Regions from separate parts of the Homo sapiens genome. Here region 2 is linked to region 1. A link is an interaction called in ENCODE POLR2A ChIA-PET data of the cell type or tissue named here. Cell type or tissue: A673. All regions are shown on one strand. Each heading gives the region's core, and the rest is flanking DNA. Links, peaks and the distances in the headings are about the cores only.

What was found. Peaks named below come from ENCODE experiments on the same cell type or tissue, not always from the same donor. Only the 100,000 strongest peaks of a DNase experiment are listed, where the experiment ranks them.
Region 2: POLR2A ChIA-PET joins it to region 1 with 5 read pairs; 2 of 35 experiments call an interaction of 5 or more read pairs at or near these places.

Annotation. Positions count from the first base shown.
Region 1 is chr3:63,227,552-63,230,051 of GRCh38, forward strand. It overlaps a transcript of SYNPR not described here. Among named protein-coding and RNA genes, the nearest start is that of SYNPR, 50 kb to the right of the region's middle. In A673, for the core only: a CTCF peak has its summit at 1,230; a DNase peak (open chromatin) is centred at 1,270.
Region 2 is chr3:63,339,172-63,345,284 of GRCh38, forward strand. The region is part of intron 2 of SYNPR (synaptoporin); the gene reads left to right. Among named protein-coding and RNA genes, the nearest start is that of SYNPR, 64 kb to the left of the region's middle. RefSeq lists an enhancer at 4,430-5,072 and a silencer at 4,622-4,916. In A673, for the core only: no CTCF peak of the experiment used is centred there; DNase peaks (open chromatin) are centred at 4,730 and 5,590; H3K27ac peaks cover 2,357 bases.

The DNA of each region.
Region 1 (2,500 bases), core at 1-2,500:
AGCTGGCATCACATTCCATGTTATCAGGGTCTCAAGATCCTTTCATCTTTCTGCTTCTCTATATTTGGCATGTAGGCTTTGTCCTCATTGTTATGAAATAACTGCTCTATCTACAGGTATTTCATTACCATTCGAGGCAGGGAGAGGAAAGGTGAAGGGTAAAATGCGCATGCAAGCTGAGTCTGTCCTATTCTAAAATGATTTCTTTTTTAAATAGCATTTCCAGGATTCCAGCAGTAGTCTTCCACTTATATTCCATTAGCTAGAAATAGGTCACATGGCTACTTCTAACTCCAAGAGTTAGAAGAGCTGAGTTTGTAACTGAGCTCGTGCTGTCACACACAAGTGGAATTCTGTTCCTAAGGAGGAAGGAAAATTGATATGATATTGGACAGTCAACCAGCAGCATCTGCCACAGGCCAGGGTATGCCATCCACAGGAAGAAGTTTGGATTTTATTTTAAATGCAATGAATGGTCATTGAAGGGTTTTAAGGAAGAGGGTGATTTGATTTAATCTATTCAGGCAGCTGGAAGCAGAATGGATTATACAGAAAAAGAAGGGAGGCCCGGTAGGAGGCCAACAAAGAAAAATTGCCTTTGATGACTGGGATAGCAGTGTCTGTGGGGTTTATGAAGACTACCTGAGCTTTAACATGTGACTGCCAGCTTGGCTAGATAAACCCATGCTGCTTAAGAATCTATCTACCACATGGGAGGAGAGGATACTGATATGTAAATGTAGTATCAATTGGATCAGTCCTTAAACAGATTCAGTGGCCTTGGAGAAGGAAGCTAGTCTAAATGATCATGTCATTCTTACTCAGGCAGGTAAGGAATTATCTTCATTTTACATAGCAAACAGTTGAAGCTGCAAGCAGCTGTGCCACTCCTTTAACTTATAAGTAAAGACAATTAATTGAGTTTGCTTCTGAATCTGATTACAGCACAACTTCACATTTGTGAAACTTTTCTGGGTATTGTATTTGTTTCTTTCCTCTATTCAGATAGTTTCTACCTTTCTCCTTAGCTGTATTCTTCTTCATTTATTTTCTCTTCAGTTTACCACACTCTCAAGATTTCTAGACCCACCCCCTTTTTCATGGGTTAAACCTATGCTGAAAATAATTTTAAAGAACAAAGAAAGAGAGAATTTCCTGGTAGCCTTATGTAGAGAAAAATACTCATTTACGGGTGTTTTACTCTGTGTCAACAAAAATAGAATTAACCATCTGGCACCACCAAGAGGCTACTTCAGAAAGTGCATGGGAAAAAACAATCAAACTTCTAGTTTTGCTTTCACGCCATCTGAGACCCGGGCAGAAAACCGGAAACTATTGATGGCCGCCATCTTGAAATGATGCTATTTCATGCGCTTCTCCAAAACAAACAAACAAACAAACAAACAGAAAAAAACATTTAGATGTTCTCTAAAGAGCATTCTGCAGAACTTCCTACTTACAATTCTTTCTCCTATGCCTCTGTTCAGAATACTCAGTTTTTATTATATCAAAAAGCAAGGTAGCATAGTAGAAATAGGTTGGCATTTTACTGCATTTAAATCCTGATATGACCACTGATAGATTTATAGCCTTGGGCAAAAAACTTGACTTCCCTAACCTTCAGTTCCATCAACTACAAATTAGAGATATTCATACTTAATTTTTGGAAAGATTGAAAGAGACATTTAAAGTACTGGGCATAGCATCTGATGTACACACACATCCTGTGTGTTAAATGAGAGCAATTCACATTATCATTGTTATTATTAATATAATTTTCATCAAAAACTATTGTCGACAAATTTACTTTTTTGGATGCATGAGACCGTTAGGATGATTGTGGCTCTTCTGTGTACAGATATTCTAGGTCAGGAAAACAGATCAAATGAGAATATTTTACCCCACATCACTCTCATGAAACAAGGGAGCTAATTATCTTCTATTCATGATCCTTTGGGACACCCTTTTGCAATGTACACAGTTGCATTTTTGTATGGTTTGGAAGTGTAAACTGTGTTAATAGCTGGCTAGTCCATTCAGAACCAGAAATTGGATTCAAATGTCTTATGCCTTTATCATTTACTGATTCTGCCATACTGAAGTTTATGAGACTCTAATCTTTTGTGTATATCTCCAAATTTTTGTCCATATTTATCAGTATTATTATTATTCACTCAATACTTGTGTTCAAATTAAATTCAAATTTACTCACTTCTTAACACTTAGCCTTGTTCTAAGAACTATTATGTTGGTTCAAAAGTAATGGTTTTGGCCATTACTTTTAATGGTGAACACTGCAATTACTTTTGCACCAACCTAGTAATATCCATGAAATCACTAGTTTTAAAGTCTAGCTTTTTTGCTTTAATACCCATTACATTAATTTACAACTATTAAATTTTCTTTATAAAAATGTTTTCATGTACTACCTAGAATCAACTCAGATACCACCAGTGGTATATGGACCATGCATTACATAACCCAGCCCTGTACCTCCTTG
Region 2 (6,113 bases), core at 3,596-6,095, 120 kb after region 1:
TGACATGTTGACATGTCATAGTTGTCTTTATTAAACACATTTTTAGTGAGCACCTACTATGTCCCAGGCACAAGTAGTAAACAAAGAGAGGCAACATCTCTGCTCACATGGTACTTGCATTCTGCTGGAAAGAGACAGACAGGAAGCAAATTAACAAATTTTGTGGTGTGTTTTCATTTTTAATTGAATTTTTATTAAGATAATTACAGATTCATAAGCAGTTGTAAGAAATAATACATTAAGATCCCATGTGCCTTTTAACTCAGTTTTTCCTGATGTTAATGTCTTGGGAAATTATAGTATAACATTACAACCAAGATAATGACCTTGACACAATCCACCTATCTTTTTCAGATTTCTCCAATTTTACTTGTATTAATTTGTGCACATGTGTGTGTGTATTTAGTTCTGTACTCTAATGAATGTATAGGTTCATGTATTCACCACTATAATCAAGATAAAGAATAGCTCCATAAAAATTCCTTGTGTTCTTTTTTTTTTTTTGAGATGGAGTTTCGCTCTGTCACCCAGGCTTGAGTGCTGTGGCGAGATCTCAGCTCGCGTCAACCTCCACTTCACGGGCTCAGAGGATTCTCCTGCCTCAGCCATCTGAGTGGCTGGGATTACAGGCATGCCCACCATGTCCAGCTAATTTTTGTATTTTTAGTAGAGACAGGGTTTCACTATGTTGGCCAGGCTGGTCTCGAACTCCTGACCTCAGGTGATCTGCCCGCCTCGGCCTCCCAAAGTGCTGGAATTAGAGGCGTGAGCCACCATGCCAAGCCTACCTTTTTATAACCACACTCATCTCCCTTCCTTAACTTGTCCTTAACTCCTGTAAACCAGTAATCACTCCTCCTTTTCTATGATTTTGCCATTGCAAGAATCTTATATAAATATAATTATACATAATGTAACCCTTGGGGACTGGAGGTTTTCACTCAGCATAATTTCCTTCAGATCTATCCAAGTTATTTTTTTAATATTGCTGAGTAATAGTCCATGGCATGAATGGTGTATAGTTTGTTAACCATTCACTCATTGAAGAATATCTATGCTGTTTTCATTTTATGGCTAGTATGAATGAAGCTGCTATCAATGCACATATACAGGTTTTGTGTGGCCATAAGATTTTTTTTCTCAATATTTTGCTATAAAATGTTTTAAACATAAAGCAAGGTTGAAAAATTTTCAGTGAACAGTCACACATTCACCACCTAGATTCTACCATTAATTAAAAAAAATGTATTTTTTTTTTTTTTTTTTGAGACGGAGTCTCACTCTGTTGCCCAGGCTGGAGTGCAGTGGCGGGATCTCGGCTCACTGCAAGCTCCGCCTCCCGGGTTCACGCCATTCTCCTGCCTCAGCCTCCCAAGTAGCTGGGACTACAGGCGCCCGCCACTACGCCCGGCTAATTTTTTGTATTTTTAGTAGAGACGGGGTTTCACCGTTTTAGCCGGGATGGTCTCGATCTCCTGACCTCGTGATCTGCCCGCCTCGGCCTCCCAAAGTGCTGGGATTACAGGCGTGAGCCACCGCGCCCGGCCAATGTACTTTATTTTTTAAAGCAATTTTAGGTTTACAGAAAAGTTAATAGTACAGTGAATTCTCATATCCCCCCTTCCTTCTGTACATAATTTCCCTATTATTAACATCTTGCATTAGTGTGCTACATTTAGTGTAATTGATAAGCAATATCAATACATTATTATTGGCTGAAGTTCACAGTTTATATTAGGGTTTACTCTTTGTGTTGTACAGTTCTGTGGGTTTTGTCAAATGCATGAGGTCGTGTATGCACATTTACAGTGTCATACAGAATAGTTTAATCCCCCTAAAAATCCTCTATGCTCTATCTAGTCATCTCTCTCTTCCTTCTTCCCCACTAACTCCTGGCAACCACTGACTTTTTATGGTCTCTATAGTTTTGCCTTTTCCAGAATGTCATATATTTGAAATCATACAGTTTGCAGCCTTTACAGATTGGCTTCTTTCATTTGGCAATATGCGCTTAAGGTTACTCCATGTCTTCTGTGACTTGATAGCTCATTTATTTTTTATTACTATAAAATATTCCATTGTATGGATGTACCACAGTTTGTTTATCCACTCAACTATTGAAGGACATCTTGTTTGCTTCCAGTTTGGTGGACAGTTTTCTGTGTGGACATAGTTTTCAACTCATTTAGGTAAACACATAGGGGTACAATTGCTCGATCCTATAGTGGACTAAGCTTGGCTTTGAAAGAAACTACCAGACTGTGTTTCAGAGTGACTGTACCATTTTGTGTCTCCACCATCAGTGAATGACAGTTCCTATTACTCCACATTCTCATCAGCATTTGATATTGTCAATGTTTTGGATTTTAACCACTCTAATAGCTATGTAGTGGTATCTCATTGCTCCTTTAGTTTGTAATTTTCTAATGACATTTCATGTTGAGCATCTTTTCATATGCTTATTTGCCATCTGTATAATTTCTTTAGTGAAATGAATGTTCATATCTTTTGCTTAATTTTACTTATTTTTATTATGGAGTTCTAAGAGTTCTTTATGTATCTTGGATACAAGTCATTTAACAGGTATGTGTTTTGCAAATATTTTCTCCCACTTCATGGCTTGTATTTCATTCTCTTAACAGTATCTCTCACAAAGCAGATGTTTTTTAATGTTAATGTTTTTAATGTTAATGGAGTCCAAATTACCTATTTTGTTTTGTCATGGATTGTGTTTTTGGTGTTGCATCTAGAAAGCCATCACCCAATCCAAGGTTACTTAGATTTTCTCCTGTATTATCTTCTAGAGGCATTACAATTTTGCATTTTACGTTTAGATGTATGATCCATTTTAATTTTTGTGGAAGTTAGGAAGTTTGTGTCTAGATTCATTTTTTAAAATATTGCATATAAATGTTCAGTTGTTTTAGCACCATTTGTTGAAAACACTGTCTTCCTCCATTGAATTGTCTTTGCTCCCTCTTCAAAGATCAAGGCTAAACTGATGTGAGTCTATTTCTTGGCTCTCTATATTCTGTTCCATTTATCTGTTTGCCTAGTCTTTCTCCATGCTACACTGCCTTGATTCTTGTAGATATTGTTTGTCATGTTGAAGAAGTTCCTCTTTAATTCTTGTTTGTTTAGCGTTTTAAACTGTAATCATTACTGGATTTTGTCTAATATTTTCTCTGGACCAATTGATATGCTCATATGATTTTCTTTCTGTAGTCCGTTGATGTGATGGGTTACATTGATCGTATTTTGAATGCTGAATCCCATTTGCATACTAGAATAAATCCTACTTGGTCATGTTGTGTAGTTATTTTCTTACATCATTGGATTCAGTTTGCTAATATTTTGTTGATGATTTTATGTCTTAGTTCATGAGAGATATTGGTCTTTAATTTTTGTTCTTGTAATGGATTTATCTGTTTTTGTATCAGGGTAACGCTGGCCTCATAAAATGAGTTGGAAAGTGTTCCCTCCTCTGCTATTTTCTGGAAGAGATTATGTAAAATTGATGGTAATTATTTTTTAAATGTTTGGTAGAATTTCTGATGAAACCATCTGGGATTGGAGATTTCTTTATTAAGAGCTCTTTAATTATAAATTCAATTTCTTTAATGGTTACAAGACTATCAAGATTGTCTATTTCATGTTGATTGATTTTGGGTAGTTTGTTGTTTTAAATGAATTGATCCACTTCTTCTAAGTTGTAGAATTTATGGGTTGAAAGTTATTTCTAGTATTCCTTATTCTTTTGTATGTGTTTTTAAATAATGATAAATTATGTTGATAAAATAAAAATGGGGATGATCAGAAAAGGCCTGCCGGAGGAGGTGATATGTGAGCTAAGGCCTGAAGGGATCAATCATGGAAAACATTAGAGAAAGAGCTTTTCGGGCAGAGGGAGAAGTTAGTACAAAGGCCCAGAGAAGGCGACAAGTTTGGCATATTTGAGGATGAAGGAAAACTAGCCGGAGTGGAAAGAGCAACAAGGAATTGAATCTGGAGAGGAGGACAGAGACCACGGGATGCAGTAGCTTTGGGTCATGGGAAGGCACTTAGGTACTGTAGGTGTGCTGCAACAGCTTTTCATGGTTTTAAGCAGGAAAAATCATGCACAGATTTATATTTATAAAAGATCACTGTGGCTGCTGTATGGACAATGGATTCTAGGAGAGCCGAGGAACATATTATGAAGATAACATTATGAAGTCATGTTATGAAGTTTTTGCAGTGTTCTCTGTAAGAGGGTGGTGGTGTGCATCCCAGGGGCATGGCACTGGTGGAGAGAAGGAGGCAGAGTGAGGACATTGTTTGGAGGTCCTGCCTCTATCCATGTTTGCCCTGCTGGACTGAACTCCTGGTAAGGACTGGGTACAACCCTCCTTTTTTTGTTGAGCTTCCAACGCAGCTACCTCTTTTTCAGACCATCTAAGTCCATGAAGTTTAGACAACATTCAGACTATCAAAAACCATCTCTGCTCTATTGTGGCTTTTCTTCGACAGTATAAATTACCCTAGAAGTTGTTTTCTGCAGGCTCATGATTCCCTGCCTAACTTTAAAGGGTTTCTTGAGAAGGCTTTGACCATTTGTTTTGTCAGAGGTTTGGGCGATTATTCAAAGTGCTGAGAGATAACAAGGGTACAGTTTAATGTGCTACAGATGTCTGGGACGGTGACTCAGGCTCCTGGCAGAAATCCAAGGCAGGAAACCTGCTGTTGCAATTCGTATTCTCTGTGTCTATGCCGGAAACGGCTTGAGCTGTAATTGCAGTTTATAGTGATGTAAATGCAGCCAAACCCCCGAGTGAAGCCTCACAGATGTACATCATTAGGAGAGCTCTCAGCCTCGCTCATATGCTGTTCAGAGGCGGTTCATTTGCAATCAGTTTCAAAGACTGTGGATGGGAAGAATGTTCTTTCACATTGTCTAGCTCAGTTTAAAATCTGCCCTCCTGACATTTTGATAAAAGGTAATAACCAAACCTCTGTGTTCAGCAGAATGTGCTTATAATAATAAGCCTGGCATTAAAAAAAGAAGACCCAAAGTATCAATAGCCCTTTACAAACAGAATACACAGTTTTCCATTTGACCCAGTTGTCTGCTGCACTTCTTCTCTCCTACCTATCTTATGATTAGGAAGGAGGCAGCCCTAGAGCTCACAAGTCAGAAAGCTCTGGATACAAATTTCAGAAGTGCTGCTTTTTTTTCTTAATTTTAATATAAAGGTCCAGGAACAAAGAGGTTTTCTATTTATAAAGTTTTAGAAATATAGGAGAAATTGTAAAATGTCTACTTAAAATATTTAATTAAATTCAATTCCTTATTTAATGTATTAAAATCCCTGTGAGAAACAGGTGCATATTCAAAAAAGATTTTTTTTTTTTTTTTTTTTTACAGATTAATAAGAGTAGTTAGTGTGTAAGGGAACCAACAAGAGGTAGTGCAATAACCTGGGATTTGTGTAACTGCCTGGTGGGTTGTTTTTGCCCACTGCACAGATAGAGTCGATTCATTGAGACAGCAGTATTACTGTGAAGAGAGTTTAATAAATGCAGAGCCGGCCAAGTGGAAAGAAGGGAGTTTACTGCACAAATCAGCCTCCCCACAGAGCTCCGAGGCTAGGGCTTTTCAAGGATGGGCAGGGGGCTGGTGAATGGGGGGAATGGTGATTGGTTGGGTTCAGCATGAAATTGTAGGGGATCAAAGCTATCTTCTTGAGCTGACTCCCTGCCTGGGTAGGGGCCACCAGACCAGATAAGCCAGTTTCTTGGTATGTGTAATGGGTCTGGGTGGAGTCAGTTGGGTTTCCAGAATGAAAAAGTCTGAAAAGTATCTCAAATACTAGTCTTAGGTCTTAGAATACTGATGTTATCTAAAGGGACAATTAGGCAAATTACAAATCTTGTGACCACCCCATGCGACTCTTGAGCAGTAAACAATGACTTGTTATCATTTAACTATGCCTAGGTTTTAGCAGAATTCATGCTCTCACATAATTTTAATCTCGTGACCTTTCATTAGTTTTACAAAGGTGGTTTTAGTCTCAGAACAAGGCGAGGGTAGTTTTGGGAAGGGGCTAGTATCATCCTTGCTTTGAGATTAAATC